2 separate regions of the Homo sapiens genome follow, and region 1 is linked to region 2. A link is an interaction called in ENCODE POLR2A ChIA-PET data of the cell type or tissue named here. Cell type or tissue: MCF 10A. All regions are shown on one strand.

Region 1 (8,000 bases), 76 kb before region 2:
GGGGAACTCAGTCACTCAGGAAGGAGGGTGCTGGGGAGGGCTGTGCGGCAGTTTCTGGAAGGCTCCCGCTGGGCCCAGGTGCACCGTCTTTTGTAACCACATTCCTGGCCTCTGCAAGGCTTGAGCTATTAGCCACTGGCCTCTAATTGCCAGATGTTCTGGGTCTGATGCGGCTGCTTCTCATCATAACTTCAGCTGCTTCTCATCATAACTTCAGCTGCTTCTCATCATAACTTCGTTGCCTTTACCTTCAGGCAGTGTAGGAAGTCAGGGAAGAGGTCCAGAATCTTCTCTTTTCCCTGCTGCCCGAAAGCATGAGTGAGTCTCTGTGTTTTTCTAAAAGTAATTATGGGATGTGGGGGAGGGTCTCTGAGCCTGAGGGCTCTAGGGGCAAGGCTGTGCTCAAATGACCGGGAAAGGAGAATTCAGCTCCTAGCCTGAGCTAAGCACTTTGATAGGAACATCTCAGGTCATCTGTACAGCAGACTCACAAGGTGGACGGCGTAATTGTCTCTGGTTTACAAAGAAAAAAAAAGATTTGGAAAGGTCACGTGAGTTGGTAAAGGCCACAGAGCTAATAAATTGCAGTCGTTTTATTACAAGCACTCAGGTTCCTAAAATTACACGATTTTGTCTTTCGGATGCGAAGCTTCCAATGAACTCTGCAATTCTATCCGTGTTTCGGATATCAAAGTTTTAATTCAATGTACACGTTGTTGCTCTACATTTGGTAAAATGAAGAGAGTACCCGACTCAAGGTCAGAGGCAGTGGGTTCGAGTCTTGGGTCCAGCAGTTCCTGACTGCAGGGCATGGGAGGCAGGGCACCGAGGAGTTAGAGAGAGGCCGCCGGACACAGCCCAGCCCAGAGCCTTCCCGGCAAGCTCAGGGTCCCGAGTCTCCACAGAGTGTGCGGCCACAACACGGCATCAAACATCCTGCTCCCTTCCCCTACACACCCTGAATCATAAGAAATGATGACCAGTGGTCATTCTCTGAGTTAATTTCTGGTGCAGTAATTTTTAAATAATACAAACATGAATGTTTTCCAGGAACTTCCTCTATAAACAGGTGCATACTAGTCACTCAGCCAGGCTCCAATCCTATGTCCTGATGAGTTTGCTTCTTGAGGACAAAACAACAAGAAAAGCAGTTTGCATGCTGGGAAGGATGCAGACAATTTTAAAAGCATGTGACGATAACATCATAGAGTACTTAACTTAGGGCTTTTTTTTTTTTTTTTTTTTGAGATGGAGTCTCTCTCTGTCACCCAGGCTGGAGTGCAGTGGCACGATCTTGGCTCACTGCAAGCTCCACCTCCTGGGTTCATGCCATTCTCCTGCCTCAGCCTCCCGAGTAGCTGGGACTACAGGTGCCCGCCACCATGCCCGGCTAATTTTTTTGTATATTTAGTAGAGACAGGGTTTCACCGTGTTAGCCAGGATGGTCCACTTACGGCTTTTAATTGTGGGTTAATAATCATTAAGGAGGTATGTTTTTGATAAAACACATTGAAGATAAAATTTTTCCTATAACTTAAGATTATGCTCAAGGTCAGAAAAAAATAATAATAATGAAAATCTGAAGATTTCTATTCCTTCTCTTCCCCAAACCACGGTAATAGAAAAGCCACACCAATTTACTGTCCATGTCTGAACAGTCATTGCAACTGATAAAGGAGTACACAGTGTTTCCTTCCGTCCTCCGCAGCACCAAACCAGTAACCGCAAAGTGATTCCTGAAAACTGTGGTTTCTTGGCGGTATTGTACTAGACCATAAGGGTGACATCCAGAGTTATGATGGAAAAAGGATCACTTTGTTAAGTTAGGGACACGTTCACGACATAATGGGAAGGACAATGGAGATGTTAGGCTTTCAACCTTGGCTTCCGCCCTCTGGAGTCCCCACAGTTGGAACAAAGAAACCCCAGATACTGTGATGGTGAACACAGACCGAGTTATTTTTAACAAATCCCACAAACATTAAAAACAGTCATTACTGGAGTTTCAGGAATCTTCCAGATTCAAACATGCTAACTGACTGTCAATATCCCCAGGTTTGGGATGTGAGCATATTTGTTACCATAAATATAAATGAAAGTAAACCTAAAATGGAAGACTTTAAGCACAAAGGCTTAACACTGAATACATGAAAAGCAAAACTGTAGTGGCTGTTTGGTGCCTTTGTTATAGCCACTAGGACATTAAGGACAACTTGGGAATGGCAACCCCTCAGCAGGACTGAGCTAAGGAGCCATGATGGGGCGTGCTTCCTCACAGTGGTGTGCAAACCGGGGTGGATACAGGCAGGCTGGGGTATCGGGCAGGTGCAATGCTCACAACTGTGTGCAACAGCGCATGGGGCTGGGCTGATGTTGGATGAGCTCTCATATTGTTTGGTGGCCTGGTGCAATGTGGCCAGCCTTCTAGGACCATTTTTCCTCATCTGTAATTACAGGATAATCTTAAATCCGTTCAAGCTGAGGCTCCCAACTGGTCACATGGTGGGGACTTGGATAAACTTAAAGCATGTGATAGCTTAGGAATAGATGACTCTTTTGCAAATACACTTTGCTCACTCATCTATTCCATCTCCGAGATTCTAGAGTGTCATGACTAGAATTGTGGGTGGTGATAAATTGGTTTCACCAGAAAAACTGTTGCATGAAACTCAGTGGATGCCAATCAGATGCCTTCCGGAAACTTTTGTCAGAAAACATTTGGGAAGTTCACTAAACGCATGGAAGAATCTTTTGGTGAATGCTTTGACAAACAAAAAACCACAGGCACAACTCATTTTATGCTTTGATTTATTGCACTTCACAGATACTGCATTTTTTCTTTTTTTTTTTTTGAGTTGGAGTCTCGCTCTTGTTGCCCAGGCTGGAGTGCAGTGGCGCAATCTCAGCTCACTGCAACCTCTGCCTCCCCGGGTTCAAGCGATTCTCCTGCCTCATCCTCCGGAGTAGCTGGGACTACAGGCACCCGCCACCACACCTGGGTAATTTTTTGTATTTTTAGTAGAGACGAGGTTTCATCACGTTGGCCAGGCTGGTCTCGTACTCCTGACCTCTGGTGATCCGCCCACCTTGGCCTCCCAAAGTGCTGTGATTACAGGCGTGAGCCACCATTCCCGGCCCACAGATACAGGTTTTTTTTGTTTTGTTTTGTTTTGTTTTTTTACAAATTAAAGGTTTGTGGCAACCCTGTGTGGAGCAAATCCAATGGGGCCATTTTTGTAGTAACGTGCTTACTTTGTGTCTCTGGCACATTTTGGTAATTCTTGCAATATTTCAAACTTTTTCATGATATCTGTTACGGTGATCTGTGATCAATGATCTTTGATGTTACTATTAATTGCTTTGGGCCCCGAATGGGTTATTCTCCCTCTCTTCAGACTTCCCTATTCCTTGAGACACAATAATGTTGAAATTAGACCAATTAATAATCCTACAATGACCCTAAGTGTTCAAGTGAAAGGAAGAGTCACATGTCTCTCACTTGAAATCAAAAGCTAAACATGATTCAGCTTAGTGAGGAAGGCATGTCGAAAGCTGAAATTGGCCAAAAGCCAGGTCTCTTGTGCCAAACAACCAAGTCGTGAATGCCAAGAAAAAGTTCTTGAAGGGAATTAAAAGTGCTACCCCAGTGAACACACTAATGATGAAACACAAATAATAAGTGAGACAGCCTTATGGCTGATATGGAGAAAGTTTGAATGGTCTGGATACAAGGTAAGTCAGATACAACATTCCCTTAAGCCAAAGCCTAACACAGAGTAAGGCCCTAATTCCATTCAATTCTGTGAAAGCTGAGAGTGGTGAGGAAGCTGCAGAAATAGACTCTGAAGCTAGCAGAGGTTGATTCTGAGGTTTAAGGAAAGAAGCCGTCTCCACAGCATGAAAGTGCAAGGAGAAGCAGCAAGTGCTGATGGAGAAGCTGCAGCAAGTTCTCCAGAAGCTCTGAGATCACTGATGAAGATGACTACATGAAACAACAGATTTTCCATGTGGACAAAACAGCCTTCTATTGGAAGAAGAAGCATTCCGGACTTTCATAGCTGGAGAGGAGAAGTCAATGCCTGGCTTCAAAGCTTCAGAGGACAGGGTGACTCTCTTGCCATGGCTGGTGCAGCTGGTGACCTTAAGTTGAAGTCAATGTTCATTTACTTCTGAGAATCTTCAGACCTTTAAGAATTATGCTAAATCAACTCTGCCCATGCTTTATAAATGGAACAAAGCCTGGATGACAGCACATATGTTTATGGCACAATTTACTGAATATTTTAAGCCCACTCTTGAGAACTACTGCTCAGAAAAAATCAATTATCTTCAAAATATTATTGCTCATTGACAATGCACTTGGTCATGCAAGAGCTCTAATGGGGATGTACAAAGAGATGAATGTTTACACAACATCCATTCTGCAGCCCATGGATCAAGTTATAATTTTGACTTTCAAGTAAGAAATCATTTCATTAGGCTGTAGCTGCCATAGACAGTGACTCTTCTAATGGATTGGGGCAAAGTAAACTGAAAACCTTCTGGAAAGAATTCACCACTCTAGATGCTATTAAAACATTTATGATCCATGGGAGCAGGTCAAAATATACACACTAACAGAAGTGCCTGTTAAAAAAGTTGATTCCTGCCCTCATGGATAACGCTGAGGGGTTTAAGACTTCAGTGGAGGCAGTAACTGCAGATGTGGTGGAAATAGCAAGAGAATTAGAAGTGGAGTCTGAAGATGGGACTGAATTGCTGCAATCTCATGATCAATCTTGAATGGATGAGGAGTTGCTTCTTGGGGATAAGCAAAGCGAGTGGTTTCTTGAGATGGACTCTACTCCTGGTGAAGATATTGTGAACACTGTTGAAATGACAACATAGGATTTAGAATATTCCATAAGTTTATGTGATAAAGCAGCAGCAGGGTTTGAGAGGACTGACTCCAATGTTGAAATAAGTAATTCTGTGGGTAAGATGCTATCAAACAACATCCCTTACTACAAATAAATCTTTCATGAAAGTAAGGCTAAACCAATGCGCTAAGCTTCATTTTGTCTTACTTTCCAAAATTGACACAGCCACCCCAACTTTCAACAACCACCACCCTAATCAGTCAGCAGCCATTAACACCAACACAAGACCCTCCACCAGCAAAGAGATTACAGCTCACTGAAGGCTCAGATGATCGTTCACTATTTTTAGCCATAAAGTATTTTTAAATTAAGGTATGTACATTTTTTAGACATAATGCTTTTGTGCATGTAATAGACCATAGTGTAATGTGAACACAGCTTTTATTCGCACCGGGAAACCAAAAAAATTGTATGACTTGCTTTATTGAGATAGTCACTGATTGCGGTGGTCTGGAACTGAAGCCACAATATCTCCCAGGTATGCCTGTATTTATGTCATTTGACATATAATTTTGCACACCAGAAACAGGTATTAAGTGTTAATAACAAAAAGCAATAGGAATGTTTCAATGCATTCTACATATTATTAAAACAAGATACATATGGTTAACTTTTGCTAGTTTTGCATTAGGCATTTCATTTAAATTAAAATTGGTATATGGCACTCATTCCCTCGTGACAGAAAAGCACCTAATTTGTCTTTTGTTGATTGAGGAGTGTTCATCCCATGTTCATAAACATTCCATGAAAGCAGCTCAATTTATCATTCTAATTTTGAAATGATTTGGCAATTTTAACAACATAATATTTAATTTTCGTTAATATTTCATTTTTCTCCTTACATAGATGAGTAGTATTTTTTCCAGGCCCTATAAAGATGCCCTCAGATCCATTCCAGTTTCCTTTAGAGCAGCATCCTCTCTCCCACCCAACCACAGCCTGAGGGGCTCAGCAATTGTCACATGTCATCCCCGACTTCTGGCCCCAGAGCCACACATAGCTCAGGCCTGGAAAGGGAGTGTCTGTCTTCCGTGCACTGTGCCCTCCTGACCTGCGCTCTTGCTTCTGGAAAAGCATCTGCCCATCTCAGACACCTCGGTGTGTGAATTGCTTGTACACTCCTCTCTGACAAAGAAATGTCCTTCTCCACAGCACAAAGATTCCAGGAGACAAGGGCATTTATTTGCCAGAGGTTTTTCCCAAGAGCTCACTCCCACCTGCCAAAATTCAGTCGGGTTAAAGCATCCCAGCTGCTTCGGAAAAGGAAGTCAACTTTATCTAATACCTTATTTTTAGTAATTTTTTCACATTTAGTCACAAAATGATTAGTGACTAGGACAGTTCTGGGGCTTCTTCCTGGACCTACCTCCTTCCCTTCTCAGGCTTTTGATCTCACCTGGAAAAGTTTTAGCCTCATGTACTGGTTTCAGGTAAAAAAAAATAAAGCCATTCTCCATTTGAAAATGTGACCCATTTATTTGAACTGAAAGGCATCATTACAAAGTGCAAACATTTCTTTGGTAATGAACTGAATACAATGGTCATAAAAAAGGCATTTGGCTGTTGGAGCAGTTAGAAAAGTAAATAAATATGTACATTCCACTCCTGTTACAGCGATCCCGCACAGTGGCTGCTAGACACGTTCACCCAGGCACTGCCCACTGTTCTGATTACAGAGAGTATCAAACTGGTGATTCCGCAGACATTTTGGTTTGAATTACAGAATTTTTTTTGGTAAATCACAGTCAGCTTCCCCCTTTGGCTTAGACAACACAATTCCTTGTGACTGGCCCAGACCGCACATTACGCAGGTGTGCTACAGGTGTGCCGCCTCAGCACTGAGACCATGAGGCCTCCAGGGCATGTAAGAGGCACAGAACACTCCCAGAACCCAGAATCTGCTGTCATCTGAGTGCCTGAGCAACTTACATAACCATCAGCTTTTAGACGAACTTACACATTTCCTATTTGACAGAAATCTCTTCCACAATTTGGTCACTACATTTGACTTGCTATTTCAAAAGAAGTCCACATGTCATGAAACACCAACCAATTTTTATCAATCACTTACCAATATGAGGTTAAGAAGTTAAGACAACCATTTTTACAGATAAAACACATGAATCCAATGACCTTCCTCACAGCTGAAATGCTGCCTCCGCCGCAGCAACTTGGCCGGCCCGTGCTGGAAGGGTCTGGGTGTCTCCTTGGGAGGATGTGCACCTGGAACACGGGTTGTGCACAAATCACACCAGGCACTGTATGCGCCCATCCTGTCAGAAGGAAGCTGGCCTCCCCCACCCCATGGAAGCCTCGACGCCATACCCCAGTGCTGGACACCTGCCACCCTGAACCGAAACGGCCCCTGACCTCAGGGGCTCCCTCCACCACCTCAGCTGGGCCTTGCTGCGGGCAGGTGGCCCGGACCTTGGTGCCTCGTGTGCCCAGCACTGTGCCTGGCACATGGTGGATACTCAGGTCAGCGTGCTGCACTGAAGCTGTGTGTTCGGGGAAAGGTTGCTCAGAACACAGATCGCTTTGTATTTAGAGAAAAATGGAAGGTTTTGGTCAATTAAAGAGAGACCATGAGGTATGAGAGTTGATTTTCACTGACGTCTAAAAGAACTTTGCATAGTGGAAATGGTTTTTCTGCCATATCTAATACCTAAAAAATGGACACAATTTCATAAAACATCACGCATTTTAAAAATACAAATGAGGTATAGGGATTCTTTTTTTTTTTTTTTTTTAACGCACTCACACAACCTGAAGTTAGACAGTTCCCGACACTTGAGCTCCTCCTCCCTTGGGAAGAGCCATCCGGAAGCGGCTCTTGTTCAGGACGTGGACGCAACCAGGGCCGGCTGGGAGCGGCGTTGTCAACACACACCCTTGGCCCTCGGCAGGTATCAGATACACAATGGGATGAAGGAGGTTTTTTCACATTTGGTTCACAACTAGGCAGTATGTGTGCAAGTGACAGCTGAAAGCAAACCTGTTTCTAAATGTGGCTTATGAATGTTCTAATCAGGTGTGGAAGGAGCTGACACACGGAGAGTCACAGGCTATACAGCTGCTTCG
Region 2 (8,000 bases):
TGTGACCTGAGCCACTCGTGCAGGCGGCCACAGTGACATGAAGGGCACGGACGAGTTTCAAGCCTGCACACCGGCAGTCGCAGGAGAAATGGGTGCCCAGAGTGGAGGGCAAGGGTGTATTTTGGAGGAAGAGTGGGTAGGACCACTGAGGTGGGAAACCTCAGGATGCCCCTTACTTCCCCTGCGGGTGAAGGGGAGCCGCAGAGAAGCGGGCTCAAGGTGGGAGGTGCGGAATGGGGTGGGGGACGCAGGATGGGGTCAGGGGTGTCCAGCTGCCTGGGTCCAGTGGTAGTGCTCATGGCTCCCTGAGCCCCCACGGCTGCAGACTGAGCGTTCGCACCCCGTCAAATTTGTGCTAAGACCTAATCCCCAAGGGATGGTGTTGGGAGGTGGGGCCTCTGGGAGGTGAGGAGGCTATGGCGGTGGTGCCCCCAGGGTGGGATGACTGCCCTTATGAAAGAACCCCGACAGCGGTCTTGTCCTGTCCACAATGTGAGAGGACACGAGGAGAAGGTCCCTTCTCTGAACCCGGGTGGCCCTCAGCAGACACCCAATTGGCTGGTGCTTGATCTTGGACTTCCAGCCTCCAGAGCTGCAGGGGTGAATTGGTAACTGCTGCTGTGTTTACAGGCTGCCCCGCCTATGGCTCCTCAGAGACGCCTGAACGGAGTAAGACATAACACGCCCACTAATACCATTAATGAGATCAAATTACGTTAGTCAGGACCTGCCTGGCCCTCAGCTAAAGAAACCTGGCCTCAATCCTTTGGCTGTGAGGGTCATTTCTTGTGGGATCCTGGAGTATCGCAAATACCTGAAGGCAGAAGGAGCAGAGGAGGCTTGAGTGGAGTGAAGATCTATCTTGGCTTCCAGGCAACGGGAATTGGGGTCCTGCCCATCCTCTCCCCCTGCCAGGTGCCACCCCCCCAACCCCGGCACAGTGTCCCCTGTCACCGAGGCTTCCTCCAGGACGCAGGGAATAGCCTCAGCCTGGGGCAGGCCCCACCAGGGCTGCATGGACGGGGCAAGGAGCTGCTCTAAGAGAGAAGAGGAGACAGAGGCTGACTCTCCCACATGTCACAGATGCCACCCCAGTGACATGTGTGAACCCCAAATATCTCAGACAGGTCTCGGCCAATTTAGAAAGTTTGTTTTGCCAAGGTCGAGGACATGCCCATGACACAGCCTCAGGAGGTCCCGACGACAAATGTCCAAAGTCTTCAGGGCACAGCTTGTTTTTTTTGTTTTCTTTTGGTTTTGTTTTGTTTTGAGACAGAGTCTCGCTCTGTCGCCCAGGCTGGAGTGCACTGGCGTGATCTCGGTTCACTGCAACCTCCGTCTCCCAGGTTCAAGCAATTCTCCTGCCTCAGCCTCCCGAGTAGCTGGGACTACAGGCACCCGCCACTACGCCCAGCTAATTTTTTGTATTTTTAGAGATGAGGTTTCACCGAGTTGGCCAAGCTGGTCTCGAACTCCTGACCTCAGGTGATCCACGCACCTCGGCCTCTCAAAGTGCTTGGTTTTATACATTTTAGGGAGGCACGAGACATCAATCAATATATGTAAGATGAATTTAGTTCAGTCTAGAAAGGCGGGACAACTCCAGGTGAAGGGGGGGACAACTCCAGGTGAAGGGGGGACAGCTCCAGGTGAAGGGGGGGCAGCTCCAGGTGAAGGGAGGGCAGCTCCAGGTGAAGGGGGGCAACTCCAGGTGAAGGGGGGACAACTCCAGGTGAAGGGGGGACAGCTCCAGGTGAAGGGGGGACAGCTCCAGGTGAAGGAGGGACAACTCCAGGTGAAGCGGGGGACAACTCCAGGTGAAAGAGGGACAACTCCAGGTGAAGGGGGGGGCAACTCCTGGTGAAGGGGGGGCAACTCCAGGTGAAGGTAGGGGGCAACTCCAGGTGAAGGTAGGGGACAACTCCAGGTGAAGGGGGGCAACTCCAGGTGAAGGGAGGGCAACTCCAGGTGAAGGGGGGGACAGCTCCAGGTGAAGTGGGGGACAGCTCCAGGTGAAGGAGGGACAACTCCAGGTGAAGGAGGGACAACTCCAGGTGAAGCGGGGGACAACTCCCGGTGAAGGAGAGACAACTCCAGGTGAAGGGGGGGCAACTCCAGGTGAAGGGGGGACAACTCCAGGTGAAGGGGGGACAGCTCCAGGTGAAGGGGGGGCAGCTCCAGGTGAAGGTGGGGGACAACTCCAGGTGAAGGGGGGGCAACTCCAGGTGAAGGGAGGGCAACTCCAGGTGAAGGGAGGGCAACTCCAGGTGAAGGGGGGCAACTCCAGGTGAAGGGGGGGACAGCTCCAGGTGAAGCGGGGGACAGCTCCAGGTGAAGGGGGGGCAACTCCAGGTGAAGGGGGGGGCAACTCCAGGTGAAGGGGGGCAACTCCAGGTGAAGGGAGGGCAACTCCAGGTGAAGGGGGGCAACTCCAGGTGAAGGGAGGGCAACTCCAGGTGAAGGGGGGACAGCTCCAGGTGAAGGGGGGCAACTCCAGGTGAAGGGGGGGCAACTCCAGGTGAAGGAGGGCAACTCCAGGTGAAGGTGGGGGACAACTCCAGGTGAAGGGAGGGCAACTCCAGGTGAAGGTAGGGGACAACTCCAGGTGAAGGGGGGGCAACTCCAGGTGAAGGTAGGGGACAACTCCAGGTGAAGGGGGGCAACTCCAGGTGAAGGGAGGGCAACTCCAGGTGAAGGGGGGCAACTCCAGGTGAAGGGAGGGCAACTCCAGGTGAAGGGGGGACAGCTCCAGGTGAAGGGGGGCAACTCCAGGTGAAGGGGGGGCAACTCCAGGTGAAGGAGGGCAACTCCAGGTGAAGGTGGGGGACAACTCCAGGTGAAGGGAGGGCAACTCCAGGTGAAGGGGGGCAACTCCAGGTGAAGGGGGGGACAGCTCCAGGTGAAGCGGGGGACAGCTCCAGGTGAAGGAAGGACAACTCCAGGTGAAGCGGGGGACAACTCCAGGTGAAAGAGGGACAACTCCAGGTGAAGGGGGGGCAACTCCAGGTGAAGGGGGGGGCAACTCCAGGTGAAGGAGGGCAACTCCAGGTGAAGGTAGGGGACAACTCCAGGTGAAGGGGGGCAACTCCAGGTGAAGGGGGGGGCAACTCCAGGTGAAGGAGGGCAACTCCAGGTGAAGGTGGGGGACAACTCCAGGTGAAGGGGGGCAACTCCAGGTGAAGGGAGGGCAACTCCAGGTGAAGGGGGGACAGCTCCAGGTGAAGGGGGGCAGCTCCAGGTAAAGGGGGGGACAACTCCAGGTGAAGGGGGGGCAGCTCCAGGTGAAGGGGGGGCAACTCCAAGAGGGGAGGGAGCTTCCAGGTCACAGGTAGATAAGAGACAAATGGCTGCACTGTCTTGAGTTTCTGATGATCTTTTCCAAGGGATGCAGTCAGATATGCATGTCTCGGTGAGCAGAGGGTGGCTTTGAATACAATGGGAGGCAGCTTTGCCTTGAGCAGTTCCCAGCTTGACTCTTCCCTTTAACTTAGTGATTTGGGGGTCCCAAGACTTACTTTCTTTTCATACAAGTCTTGGGGAGCAACCATTATCACATGACATTAATAAGAGCAGATGATGCATCATCCGTCAGTGTATTCTGAGGATGTAATGAGAGGATGCACACACGAGCTAGTTAGTAACCAACTAAAAATTAACTGAAGTTACAGAAAAAAAGACAACAGTACTAAGAGCTCAACCCTGATGTCGCCCGGCACTGCCCATCACGTGAGAGCCGTGAGAGCAGAGGGCACGTCTGCACACATCCCAGTGCCCTGGGCCTCCCCGGAGCCGTGAGAGCAGAGCATGTCTGCACACATCCCAGGGGCCCTGGGCCTCCCCTGAGGGAGAGGCAGACCGGCTCAGTTCACTCCCAAACCCACATGACCCACTGAAGACACTCCCTCCATGAAGGCTGGGGTTGGGAGGGGTGAATGTAGGAGGCAGCCATGTGCCACTCCCCATGAGCCCAGATGCAGGGTGCGGCTCCCCACGACCTGGGATGCAGGGTGCAGGGTGCAGCTCCCCATGACCTGGGACACAGGGTGCAGGATGCAGCTCCCCATGACCTGGGATGCAGGGTGCAGCTGCCCACGACCTGGGACACAGGGTGCAGGGTGCGGCTCCCCACGACCTGGGATGCAGGGTACAGAGTGCAGCTGCCCACGACCTGGGACGCAGAGTGCAGGATGCAGCTCCCCATGACCTGGAACGCAGGGTGCAGGGTGCGGCTCCCCACGACCTGGGACGCAGGGTGCAGGGTGCAGCTCCCTGTGACCTGGGACGCAGGGTGCAGAGTGCAGGGTGCAGCTCCCCGTGACCTGGGATGCAGGGTGCAGGGTGCAGCTCCCCACAACCTGGGATGCAGGTGCGGCTGCCCATGACCTGGGACACAGGATGCAGGGTGCAGCTCCCCACGACCTGGGATGCAGGTGCGGCTGCCTATGACCTGGGACGCAGGGTGCAGGGCACGGCTGCCCACGACCTGGGACGCGTGGAGTGTCACCAGCCCTTTTGGAGAGTTTCCCGCGTGGAGTGTGGGGCTACAAGGAGCAGTTCTCCGTCCATTACGGCCTCCCCCAGGCACTCCAGGCCCTGCCGCTCAGGCATCCATGTGGCTTGGACACCGTCAAGGCTACTGGCTTCTCTGATCCAGCTTCTTCAGGGTCTCCAGACCTCAGTCAGAGCGAGAACTTGGATCCGACTGGATGCCAGATTCAAGTTCTACCCTGCCCTCCGATTCCTGGGCTCTCAAACCCAGAGACCGTCCCAGCGTCTCTGACCTTCAGTGAGAGTTAGGAGCTCCCGGGTTATTCTATGAAATTGGGAGCTGGTCTGTCCAGCACCTAAAGATCTATCTGGGAGGGTGGGGCTTCCCTGTCCCACTGGCAGCCTGGTATTCACTGGGTCACAGTCCTGCCTCCATGTGATATCAAGTCCTCCAGGGAGCAAGTGCAGTAACAACTGTTTAAGTCACAAATCGGACACGGTCTCACTGCAAGCCACAGAATCTTACATCCTGCTGGCATTGCCAGAAGCCAGTCACCTGCCCCACTAATAATACAACCTGAGAGCACGCTGCAGTGTTCACCAATCAGCTCTAAGCATCACCTGCCCCACTAATAATACAATCTGAGAGCACGCTTCAGTGTTCACCAATCAGCTCTAAACATCACCTGCCCCACTAATAATACAATCTGAGAGCACGCTTCAGTGTTCACCAATCAGCTCTAAGCATCGCCTGCCCCACTAATAATACAATCTGAGAGCATGCTTCAGTGTTCACCAATCAGCTCTAAGCATCGCCTGCCCCACTAATAATACAACCTGAGAGCACGCTGCAGTGTTCACCAATCAGCTCTAAGCATCACCTGCCCCACTAATAATACAATCCGAGAGCACACTTCAGTGATCACCAATCAGCTCTAAGCATCGCCTGCCCCACTAATAATACAATCCGAGAGCACGCTTCACTGTTCACCAATCAGCTCTAAGCATCACCTGCCCCACTAATAATACAATCCGAGAGCACGCTTCACTGTTCACCAATCAGCTCTAAGCATCACCTGCCCCACTAATAATACAATCCGAGAGCACGCTTCACTGTTCACCAATCAGCTCTAAGCATCACCTGCCCCACTAATAATACAATCTGAGAGCATGCTTCAGTGTTCAGCGATCAGCTCTAAACATCACCTGCCCCACTAATTATACAATCTAAGAGCACGCTGCAGTGCTCACCAATCAGCTCTAAGCATCACCTGCCCCACTAATAATACAATCTGAGAGCACGCTTCAGTGTTCAGCGATCAGCTCTAAACATCACCTGCCCCACTAATTATACAATCTAAGAGCACGCTGCAGTGCTCACCAATCAGCTCTAAGCATCACCTGCCCCACTAATAATACAATCTGAGAGCACGCTTCAGTGTTCAGCGATCAGCTCTAAACATCACCTGCCCCACTAATAATACAAACTGAGAGCACGCTGCAGTGCTCACCAATCAGCTCTAAGCATCACCTGCCCCACTAATAATACAAACTGAGAGCATGCTGCATTGCTCATCAATCCCAGATGCCTCATCCACGCCTTCTGAACATCAAACTGTCAAATCGAAGTAATCAGAAAGAAATTATGATTTAATTGTGATATGTCTGACTTTTGTGTAAATAATCAACCCACACTTTTCACCCAAATTTTTGGAAGCACGAGGTTGCCAAAAGTCTTCCAAAAATGGAACAAAAGAAATCCCTGCGGAGGGGCTATCAGCTGTCAAAGACGCAATAACTACACAGAAGAGGACAAAAAAGGGGAAGACATTTCCCTGCACAAGGCAGGGAATGAACACACTCTGGGTTCTTCATTAAAACTTGGTGCAGAGGAGGGATTCGTACCAAGGTGCCGAAAGCGACGATCTGCAGATATCCTTCCCCTAGCAGCATGCCGGTGACTGTCTAAAGGGAAGAAGAATCACCATTTAAGAGGAGCCCATTTAGGATCTACGTTTTACCACACTTACGTCAGCACCCTAAGGGCTAAAGAGGAACTCTTAAGGCACTGGAAAGTTACACAAAGCGAGAGAACGGAAACCAAACGCAGGCAATCCTCAGCGGAGCTCTTCTCCAGCTGGAACAATGAGCTTTGTCCCGAGAACAAGGGGGGCACGCCCAGGCCTGGAAGCTGCAGGATGAATGGGACTTCTCAAGTTATCCTCCCACCTCCCCGCCAAGTAAACCCGGGAGCTGGTGTTTGTTTTGGAGCTGGCCTTGCTGGAGCTGAGATCGTGGGGCTGGGCTGGCTGTCGGCATGTGCCCTGGCGCAGGCCCAGGTCTCATCACGCACCCTCTGTCCCTGCCATTGTTCTGCAATTAGTTAAGAGGGGGAAACATGCTTCTTACAACCCAGCAGGACGCTTTAGCCGACAAAGCTCCTGGATTTAAAAGAGGTTCGCCCTTTCATGTTCCAGCAGCTCCTCTTTGGTCTGGGCCTGGAGTTTGCCCCTGAGGCCCCCTGTGGATGGACTGAAGGGCTTTGCTCAATCCCACCCAAACACCAAGAACCCAGTCAGCCTCCGCCCTTCGCAGGAAGCCTCTTCCTGACTAGAATGACAAAAGTCATAAGAAGCCCAAGTGATTCTCAATCCTCCTTTACAGAGGCAGAAACAGAGGCCGGGGAGGTTCCGCCCTGACCCACGATGGCAGAGGAAGGGGAGAGGGGTCCCTGATGCAGTCACGCACCCAGAACCCCCGACTCGCCCCGCAAGGAAGAAACAGTGAGAGCTCCCTGAGCTGCCCTCACCTCCAGGCCATGGTGTGACGGAACCTCCTCTCCCAGGCATCTGAGTTGCACGGGCACTGGGCACGCCCAGTTCATAGAAACGGGGACATCTTTTATGGTATCGATTTGGATCACCTCACTTCCTGTATGAGACACAAATCACCAAGAGCACGTGGAGTCTGGTGTGCCCGGCTGGGTTTGTTAAGAACCTCTCTACGTGTACAGGTTTTATCAAGTACAGTTTTTTTAAGGAGTCACTGATGATGCAGAATGCTGGCTCCAAAACACAGTCCTGCAGCGCCCTTGACCATGGTGTTGTCTGATTTCACAGACAGCACGGTGACAGGCATGATCTGCTGAGGCTGCCAGTTCACCGCGGGAGGGAGCTGGTGGCCGGTCTTCCCCACGGGAGCCAGGCTCCGTCTGGTCCCTGCGCCCTGGCTCTGATCCCACCCGTGGAACTGCAAAGAATATCCCAGCCCCTGTGCTCGCCGCTCACTCATTGGTACTAGCGACACATCTGCAGTTCATGGGCAATGCTGACCACAGGTGCGGGGACCACGAGCACTGCTGTTCGGTGAGGAGGAGGCCAGGCACCAGCAGGTGACCACGGCGCTCGCTGCAGTGAAAGGCTCAGGAGGAGGCCCGGGAGTAGCTATGGCTGCAGGGTCAGAGAGGGCCCCAGAGTGCGGGTGCTTGATCTGACGAGGGCAGGGTGTGTGGT

Evidence for each region. Peaks named below come from ENCODE experiments on the same cell type or tissue, not always from the same donor. Only the 100,000 strongest peaks of a DNase experiment are listed, where the experiment ranks them.
Region 1: POLR2A ChIA-PET joins it to region 2 with 5 read pairs; 5 of 35 experiments call an interaction of 5 or more read pairs at or near these places.

The regions. Positions count from the first base shown.
Region 1 is chr2:1,625,516-1,633,515 of GRCh38, forward strand. It overlaps PXDN (peroxidasin), which reads right to left. Exons shown (of 23, transcript NM_012293.3): 23 at 6,372-8,000. Among named protein-coding and RNA genes, the nearest start is that of LALTOP, 4.1 kb to the left of the region's middle. RefSeq lists an enhancer at 1-569. In MCF 10A, no CTCF peak of the experiment used is centred here; DNase peaks (open chromatin) are centred at 3,566 and 6,766.
Region 2 is chr2:1,701,378-1,709,377 of GRCh38, forward strand. The region is part of intron 1 of PXDN (peroxidasin); the gene reads right to left. Among named protein-coding and RNA genes, the nearest start is that of PXDN, 39 kb to the right of the region's middle. RefSeq lists enhancers at 3,150-3,753, 3,754-4,357, 6,208-6,853, 6,854-7,498. In MCF 10A, no CTCF peak of the experiment used is centred here; DNase peaks (open chromatin) are centred at 684, 3,834, 6,644 and 7,404.